Linked DNA regions of Mus musculus: region 1 is linked to region 2. Evidence: chromatin loops called from intact Hi-C (ENCODE). Cell type or tissue: heart. All regions are shown on one strand. Links, peaks and the distances in the headings refer to the core of each region. The heading gives the core; the rest is flanking DNA. Region 1 holds the start of Spr (sepiapterin reductase). Region 2 holds the start of Sfxn5 (sideroflexin 5).

Region 1 (4,384 bases), core at 210-4,209, 200 kb after region 2:
CTTTTCCTGGCTTTGTCTGTATGTCTGTGTGTGCTTATTCCTTTGTCAGTGGATGAGTTGGAGGTGGAGGCCAGAGGACAATGTGTATAGTTCTTTATGCCTGTCCATCTTTCAAAAAGTTTTGCTTTTGTTTTTTGTTTTTTAATTTTGTTTTTTGTTTTTGAGACAGCGTTTCTCATTGTGTAGCCCTGCCTGGCCTGGAACTCACTCTGTAGACCAGACTGGCCTCAAGCTCGGAGTCTCCTACTGCTGTATCCAGACTGCTGGGATTAAAGGTTTCATTGCAGCCACGTGGCTCAGAAAGGGTTTCATTGTGTAGCCCTGGCTGTCTGTCCTAGAACTGGCTTTGTAAACCAGGCTGATGCAAACTTACAGAAATCCTCCTGCCTCTGCCTCTACCTCCTGTGTGCTAGGAGCACCACCATTGCCTGGTCACACTTAGTGTTTTTAATGTCGGTTCTGGGGTTCAAACTCAGCATGATGGCCTTGAACTCACTATGTCTGTTGAAGATCCTTCAACTACTTTGGAAATAAGATAACAAATCCAATAGATTAGTGGTAAGTAAGTAGTTTTAAATATACAGTTCTGCTGAAAGGGAACTTTGGCATAGAGAAAAGGCATTAATGACGTGTTGATTTGGCACAAGACAGTGTTTTTTAAAAACCTATAGAGAGACATTCCGGCTCTCTTCTCATATAGGCCTACAGGATTTGCATCGCTCTAGGTCCCCTATTTCGTTGGCCTAGGACAAAAGCCTCATTCAATTTAAAAAAAAAAAATTGGAACTTGAGAATGGCCCCTACTGATTGCTGGTTTCCCAATCTGACCAGGCTAAGTGACTAGTCCTACCACTTGAACTTTCTGAAACAAAGAGGAGCTAGCCGCTGGCCTGCCTGCCTGTAATTCCGATGGACTCTAGCTCACCTCAGACTAAAAATGGATCAAAGCAATCTCTATGTCTTTCTCTGCTGTCCTCCTCAGACATCTCCAGAGAGCTGGGATATTTTTCTTTCCCATTTGAGATTATGAAGTTGTTTCTAGAGTGCATGACGCAGGTTGAAGGATAAGTACACAGGTCCCAAGGAACCAAGCGTTTTCACTGACGGTGATGAGTCTTGTTCGTGAGATTGTTGTGATTCTCAGCCTTTCTCTTCCCCTGTGTGTGCTCTTCATTTTCTGGTTCTGTCTGCCTAGCACCTCCTGGGGAAGCTGCTGTGCTTTTCCAGAGAAGGCTTCTGTTAATCAGAGTGCAAAGGGACCACAAGCTCTACACACTTCATCCAAGGCTGTCACTGGTCTCTAACTGGTATGTCCTGTATGGATAAAGACAAACCTTAACCCTGGAGGAGGAAGCTGATCCTGGAACAGGGTGGAAATTGAGAACGCGCCTCTCAGAAAGGGGCTGAGTTTGTGGGAGTGGCGCTCAAGGGGAACCCGGAAGCGCTGGGAAGGGGATTAGGATTTCCTGCCGAGGCCCGGCTGCCTGGCTTTTTTTTCCCCCGCCCAAACACCAGTGGATTCTGGCCCGAACTTCCGCCGTCCCAAGCCAAGAATAGGCTCCGCCCCGTCCTGGTTCAGTAGCTGCGCATGAGTCTGAGTTCCAGGCATGGAGGCAGGCGGGCTGGGCTGCGCTGTGTGCGTGTTGACCGGGGCCTCCCGGGGCTTTGGTCGCGCCCTGGCCCCGCAGCTGGCCCGGTTGCTGTCTCCCGGTTCCGTGATGCTCGTAAGCGCACGCAGTGAGTCGATGCTGCGGCAACTGAAGGAGGAGCTGGGCGCTCAGCAGCCTGACCTGAAAGTGGTGCTGGCAGCCGCCGATCTGGGCACCGAGGCTGGCGTGCAGCGGTTGCTGAGCGCAGTACGCGAGCTCCCGAGGCCCGAGGGGCTGCAGCGCCTGCTGCTCATCAACAACGCAGGTGAGAGTCCCGTCCAGACCCCGGCTGCGAGCTCTTACCTCATAGGCTTTTGGGTAGGTGAAGGGCAAGTCCCTAAAAGTCCAAAGTCCAAGAGGAGGGAGGGTGTATCAGTGTCACTACGGGGCGACAGTGCCTCCTGGCGGATGTGTGAGTCAAGACTTTTTGAACAAATCACTCTGCTTTACTACAGTATTCTTTGCTTGCATTAGGGGTGTCTGCAGAGCTGGGGCAGAGAGATAGCCTATGAGGAGGAACTGTGGAAGGCTGAGGGAGAAGAGTGCCCCAGTTGTGTCATTTCTTTGGTCCCGTTTTTTTTTTTTTTCAGCCACTCTTGGGGATGTTTCCAAAGGCTTCCTCAACGTGAATGACCTAGCTGAGGTGAACAACTACTGGGCTCTGAACCTGACCTCCATGCTCTGTTTGACTTCCGGCACCTTGAATGCCTTCCAGGATAGCCCTGGCCTGAGCAAGACTGTGGTTAACATCTCATCTCTGTGTGCCCTGCAGCCCTACAAAGGCTGGGGTCTGTACTGTGCGGGGAAGGCTGCCCGAGACATGCTCTACCAGGTCCTGGCTGCTGAGGAACCGAGTGTGCGGGTGCTGAGCTATGCTCCAGGTAGGTGGGTGCTCCTGACAGTGCTGTCCCTAGACTTAGCTGGTACCTTTCTGGGGGCTAGGCAAGGAGGGGAACCTGATCTATATTCTCCATAAAGAATCCAAAGACACCTTATATGCCCCAGTATAGGGGAATGCCAGGGCCAAGAAGCAGGAGTGGGTGGGTAGGGGAGCAGGGCGGAGGGAGGGTATAGGGAACTTTCGGGATAGCATTTGAAATGTGTATAAAGAAAATATCTAATAAAAAATAAATTTAAAAAATGTGACACACACACACACACAAAGAATCCAAAGACTATCGGGCCCCTACTACCTCTGGTAATGACTCCTCACTTCGTAAGAAAAATACAGACTCCCAAGACGTTGGAGCAGTCAGGGGCCGAGGTACTCAGCCTCAGGACTTGTCCGATTAGCAGGTGGGATAAACATCCAGACACATAAAATGCATTAAGACTAAAACTGAAAAAAACAAAATGCCTTTATATGTTCAGCTGTCTGCTTTTGTCCCTCAAGGGACACATACTGTTCCTCCATGTGTGCCCGACACCCAATAAAGCTGTATGGAGGATGGACACATGGAATGTTCAAAGACAAGCAAAGAGATAGTGGTGAGTGGTGAGCACCTCAGGCTGAGCCGTGCTGGACGCTGAGTGGAATGCAGAGGGTGCTAGCATGGAGAAGACAGGGCCGCTGTTCTTATGGACATTTAGGGTACGAGGACTTCTGAGACCTTGTCTTGTCCCTCTAGCCTATTAAGATGCCACTGTGCCTTTCTTCTAAACTTGTGATTTCTGCTTAAAAGGTAGCAACATGTAATAGAATGAGCAGCTAAGGGGTGAGATCCAATTGTCTGTACCTCTTTGGACTAGGACAGGATTCTGGAGACACAGGCAAAATGGTCTGTCTAACGCTGGAGGGAGGCAGGACCAGGATCCAAGTTTGCCTCTAACTTCTTGATCTATACTATGTTTCCTCATCTCATGTAGCACCTGCCCTATGCACACATGCAAGATATTTCTTGTTCCAATATCCAGCTCACCTGCTCTGAGCTCAGCCTAGGCGCCTTCAGACAGCAGCGATCACGTGTAAACCACAGCCAGGAGGGGAGCCAGTTCCAGAAGGGCCCAGAGCTAAGTTAGCTCTCTGGAGGCTGCCTCAGTTTTCATGGAGGAACTGAGAACCTCCCCCTGAGCCTGGAGACAACAGGGCCAGCCTAGTTCTCATTTCAGTCTCTGGAAGAATCTTCTAACAGGTTACAAAGATGGAGATGTCTGTTAGGAAAGAGAGCAAGCCTCTGCCCAGTGGTGCTCAAGGAGATAAAACGGGGCAAGGCAGAACAGCTGAGAACTGAGCAGAAGCTCAAAGCCAGCCCTGAGGACACAGCAAGTCAGAGCCTGCACGGGCTCCAAGAGAGTCTCAAAACACAAGAGAGCGAGAGGAACAGGGGAGGGTCTGGCTGAAGGACTTCCAAATGTTAGCCAAGTGCTCTTCCAGGCCTTGTGATTTTTCTGCCCCTAAAACGCCATTAAATTTTGGGAGGTTTCACAATTCCATAAGCAAACAGGAGACATTTTCCAGAAATGCAAGTAAGAGTGACAAAGCTTGTTAGAAAGTGACAGGTCTGTCTCTCTCTCTCTCTCTCTCTCTCTCTCTCTCTCTCTCTCTCTCCCTCCCTCCCACCCCGGCTCACTCCCTCTGTGTGTGTTGTGTGTGTGTGTGTGTGTGTGTGTGTGTGTGTGTGTTTTGCTTGAACAGTGGTTATCACATGTATGCAGTACCTGCACAGGCCAGATGAGGACAACACATCGTGTTTAACTGGAGTCACAAATACTTGTCAGTTGCCTAGTTGGGACTG
Region 2 (4,384 bases), core at 158-4,157:
CAGTTACCAACTATAGGTCAACTCAGAGATGAGAAAATAGCCACCAGTTCCCAGAGTTTGGGGGTAGGGTCAGTCCTTGGGTGTTGGAGGTGTCTTTTGAGGAACTGAGTCCCTCTTCTAGGTCTTCCTCTGGGCTTTAATTAGTCCCAGCCCTTCTCTCATCTTTCATCCATCCTTGCTGTTTGGCTTCTCTACATGGCCAGGGCAGGGGTGTCCTGCAGAGAGGTCCTGAACTGAGGCCAGGGTTTTGTTCATTGTCTGATCCTTACCACATACTGCAGAGTGCAGCCAGACAGGCAGCAAGCAGGCACAGCTCTGCTCTGCCCTTTGTCCTCCTAGTTGAAACTCCTGTCTATAAAGAGCTTGTTCTTCATGTTTTGAGCACTTTATGAAGAATAAAAAGATCACGTACCGCAGCCAGCTTGTGTGTTTGTTTTGAAATGAGCGGACAAAGGAGACCGCCTGTGGGAGAGGGCAGTGTGGTTCTCAGGTGACAGAGCTACCGCTCTGAAATCACAGGCAACACTGCCTCATGGCCCGTGTGCCTAGGATGCCTGTGCTCACGGGCACTGATCACAGGCATATTTACTGAGTGTTGGGCCTGGCGGGGTGGGGGGAGTGGATAAAGAGGGCAAGTTTTGTGATTTCTGTCCTGAAGCCACTGAGTTCAGTAAGGAAAGGTAGGATACAAACCAAAAATAAGAACTGTTCTTTGGGTCATTTGTGAGTTCTATTCCATGTGGGTCAGCTATCAGTGAGTGAATGAGCCCTTGGGCCACCAATGGCTCATGCTGTGTCCAGAAGGACAAGAGGGCAACCCCAAGTTAGCTCTGAATCCCACCATGAGACAGAGGCTCCCCTAGAGTCAAGGAGTTATGTCCTGGGTGAAACCATCAACTCCCCATTCTCCATGCCCAGTGTGGCTTATAACCACACCACTTAGCTGGGGCTGCAGTTGCCATTTGGTGCCATTCTGCAGGGGGTGGGGGTGAGGTGTTTATTACCTTGGTATTCTCTACAGCTCCTGGTGCACCCCTGTTGCTGGTCCTCAGTAATTAGGCTTGGACCAAACCTCCTTAGATCAAAAGAAGTAGGGTCTCAGGATGCTTAAGCTCTGGATATTTAAGTCACCCAAAGCATTTGAGTACCTAGTGTCAACCTTCCTATATCTGCACTGAAGATTTATCCATCCCCCTCCCCCACCATACAGTAGGAAAGATATTTAAGCTCATGGTTTGTCTGCTGGCTGGCACCTGTAATCCTGGGACTTGGGAGGCAGAGGAAGAAGGATCACAAGTTTGAGGCCAGCCTGTGCTACATAGTTCCAGGCTAGCCTGAGTTACATGCAAGGAGGCAAGAGAGTGCTGCGTGGTACAAAATCCGGAAGCGGATTTTTGTGGAAGTAGGCTGATGGAACGGATGAACGCGTATGCGGAACCTATAAAAAGAATCGCCTCAGGCCATGATAAAAATGAGCAGAATGTTAAAGGGTCACAGCAGCGTGAGCATGGCTTGTTTCAGAGAGTGGCAGAATGGCTGGAGCCAGGATTTTGATAGAAGAAACGGTAGGAAAATCCCGCAGTGCGACTCCTTGCTGAAGGCCATCCGAATTAACCCCACTCTGCCTGGAGTCCTTGCTTGTCTGATCCCGGGTCGTGTCCGCGTTTGTAGGGGTTCCTTGTCCTAAGACTCAGGCCTACACGTATATCCGCACATGCATTTGCATACATTCTCAGGACTGCAAACGCCTGCTGCTTTAGCGGTAGGAACTAAGACCAGGTCTGCGTGGGTGCAACTCTCTGCAGTCTGAGGTTGTCAGGCTCAGAGCAGGGGAAAACTACACTCCCCAGAAGCCCCTGCGCGCCCGGTTCGCTGCGGTTGCTCACGGCCAATCGGGAGAGGCAACTGTGGCGGGGGCCGAGGAGGGACATTTTAAAAGGGCTGGAGATTGCGGGCGTCAGTGGCCATGGCGGATACAGCAACCACAGCCTCAGCGGCGTCCGCGGCGGCCAGTGCCCCGAACGCCTCCACAGATGCGCCCCCTTTCCAGCTGGGCAAGCCCCGCTTCCAGCAGGTGAGGTTCGGGATGCGACGAGCGGGTGGAAGGGAGACACAGGGAAGGGCACGGAGCCAAATCTCTTGCAAAGTCACTTCAGCTCGAGGGTCTCCAACCCGCGGCCACCAGAGCCTACAGCTAGTGCGGGGACCTTGGCTGTAGCCGCTCCTTTCCTATTGGGCAACAGGATGGGCGAGGTCTCCCTCTCTGGTTTCCTATTGGCGGGTGGCACAGTCATTCCGCGGATGCCCGCGCCCTGGCACAGCCCCCGTCCTAGTCGCTCGATGATTGGCCACGCGGGTCGCGGTCCAGGGTCCGAGCGGCTCTGAAGGGGTCGCTCTGGCAAATGCGCCCTAGGCGCAAAGTTCCCGTCTTGTGATGCATGGGCCGGTGGTGTGGCCGGTATGCTCCTCAACTTCTCCCCGAGTGGGACTGACCTTTCTTGTGAGCTGCGGGACAGTCTCCGGGCAAAACTCCCTGGGCACGCCCCATGGTCATGCTCCGGTTCCTCAACCTCCAGCAAGGTGCTGCGTGTGCCCTAGGATGGGACCGCGTGCACCGGTACAGCGACCTGATCTCTGTCCGGGGGCCTGGGGCTTCAGTGATGAGACCAGCCGGACAGCTAGTGCGTTCTGCGGGGATGCGGCTGGGACAACGCGGAGAGAGCCCGGTGCGGGGAAACGCTGTGTCATTCTCCGAAGCTGAGCTCTCCTCCCAAGGGTCCCAAGTGCGCCCCAGTCCTACTTGCGCTGCTCCCGGCCGCTGCGCAGCGCTGGCCCCCATCCACACCCGCTTGGGCTCTTCAGGGTGCACCGTGACTATGATTAACCTTACTTGGGGACACGCCAACCCAAGAAACCCGGGTATCACTAACTCGGCCATGGAACCGGAGGTCCAGGTCTGTGAGCCAGGAGCATGGGAGCTTAGTTATTACGCCGCAGACCCTCAGACTGCTTCCAGAGCTGAAGTGACCCTGGGCTTGCCAGGAGTGGGGACAGCAGATGTGCTAGAGAAAACTTTGAAGGAAGAAAGAAAATGCTACAAAGGTGGGATGTGGCTGGGTTTAGAAGTGAGAATGGTTCCGAATTCAGCCCCCCCCCCAACTTCGTCGAACTAAGCTTTCTGAGAATACGTCCCTAGAGTTTTTTAAAATAGGACTTGTTTTCTTTCAAAAATAGACATGTCTCTGCATGGAGGAATCTGGAGAGACTTAATGTCCCAGCTAGTGTAAAATGCCACCAAATATTGAGACGCTGTCAGGGGTGTTTGTGCCTAACCTTGAGTGATCCTCCATTTGTCCCCACCCCCATTCTACGCATCCTTAAGTAAGCCTGCACTCCCGACTGGGAAACACTTGCTGTCTTTGGAACCCCCACCCCAGTTGTCCTATCAAGAACGCCAAACTCCGCTCTGAACCCCCCAGTGGGAGCCTCGCAGATGCAGATTACTCTTCCAAAGTATTCCCTAGGTCCTTTTCCGGATAAAAAGTGGTTGTTGATCTTACCCCAGGCAATTGGGTTTTTAATAACACGAACTGAGTAAGGGCTTTTCCCCCAATGTCTGGTGTCTGGTATCTGGAATCTGGATGGCTCATGGGTCATCCATCTACCCAACATTTACTGAGTACCTTGTATTGGCTTCCTGCCCTGGGCTCTTCACTCTTGTGGAGTGTGTTTGGGGAGGATTAGTTTCTGCAGCTGTTCACATCTGTGGAGTATGCAGTGGCCTCTGCAGAGGCCTCCAATGTTGGCATCCTAGTGGTCTGATAAGAAAGGGTGCTGAGCAGGTCTGAGTCACCGGTGCTGAGAACGTCTGTTTCTTCCACACCTGCTCCTCCCTCTGCAAACAGCTCAGCCTGCCACCCAAGAACTAGAGTCTTAAGCCTCCATTCATCTCTGCTACTCCCAGTCCTCCCCTTCTCCCCCACAGCTCTCCTAGCCTCCCTCTCCAAGGCTAACCCAGTCCACACGTTTATTTTTTTGGCCGACATGGGAACCTCCGACAGGTTCCTGGGTTTCCAGTCCTGCTCTGGCCGTCTCCCAGCTCCTCCTTTTCCTCTATGGCAGAGTCCCAACAGTGCAGGTCTGATCAGGTGATTCCCATCCATGCAGCAGTCTTTAACAGCCTGCACTGCTTTCCTCTATTTGTGAGATTTAGACCTCACATCTGAAGGGACCCAAAGTTTTTCAGGGCCCACTCCTTAACATTTGACTCCCCACTCACCCCCTTCTTTACACCATTCTAGCAGTTTTTAACCCTCGGGCTTATCCTGTTCTTTCCCATGCCTGGGCTACCCACTGGAACATGTCTTGTCTCTTGCTCTCAATT

The links. Hi-C counts contacts between places; a loop is a spot of excess contacts. Peaks named below come from ENCODE experiments on the same cell type or tissue, not always from the same donor. Only the 100,000 strongest peaks of a DNase experiment are listed, where the experiment ranks them.
Region 1: a loop joins it to region 2, with 2.5 times the contacts of the local background. A loop is called at or near these places in 1 of 42 quality-filtered maps.

What each region holds. Positions count from the first base shown.
Region 1 is chr6:85,134,969-85,139,352 of GRCm38, reverse strand. It overlaps Spr (sepiapterin reductase), which reads left to right and starts at 1,589. Exons shown (of 3, transcript NM_011467.2): 1 at 1,589-1,914; 2 at 2,240-2,530. The coding sequence starts at 1,608. Gm10444 (a long non-coding RNA gene) reads right to left here and starts at 1,419. Exons shown (of 3, transcript XR_001785286.2): 1 at 926-1,419. In heart, for the core only: CTCF peaks have their summits at 1,838 and 2,044; DNase peaks (open chromatin) are centred at 1,542, 1,952 and 2,342; H3K4me3 peaks cover 1,391 bases; H3K27ac peaks cover 1,263 bases.
Region 2 is chr6:85,330,998-85,335,381 of GRCm38, reverse strand. It overlaps Sfxn5 (sideroflexin 5), which reads left to right and starts at 1,960. Exons shown (of 14, transcript NM_178639.4): 1 at 1,960-2,074. The coding sequence starts at 1,967. Rab11fip5 (RAB11 family interacting protein 5 (class I)) reads left to right here. Exons shown (of 6, transcript NM_001003955.2): 6 at 1-420. In heart, for the core only: no CTCF peak of the experiment used is centred there; DNase peaks (open chromatin) are centred at 1,921, 2,271, 2,801, 3,951 and 1 weaker place; H3K4me3 peaks cover 2,430 bases; H3K27ac peaks cover 1,930 bases; H3K27me3 peaks cover 789 bases.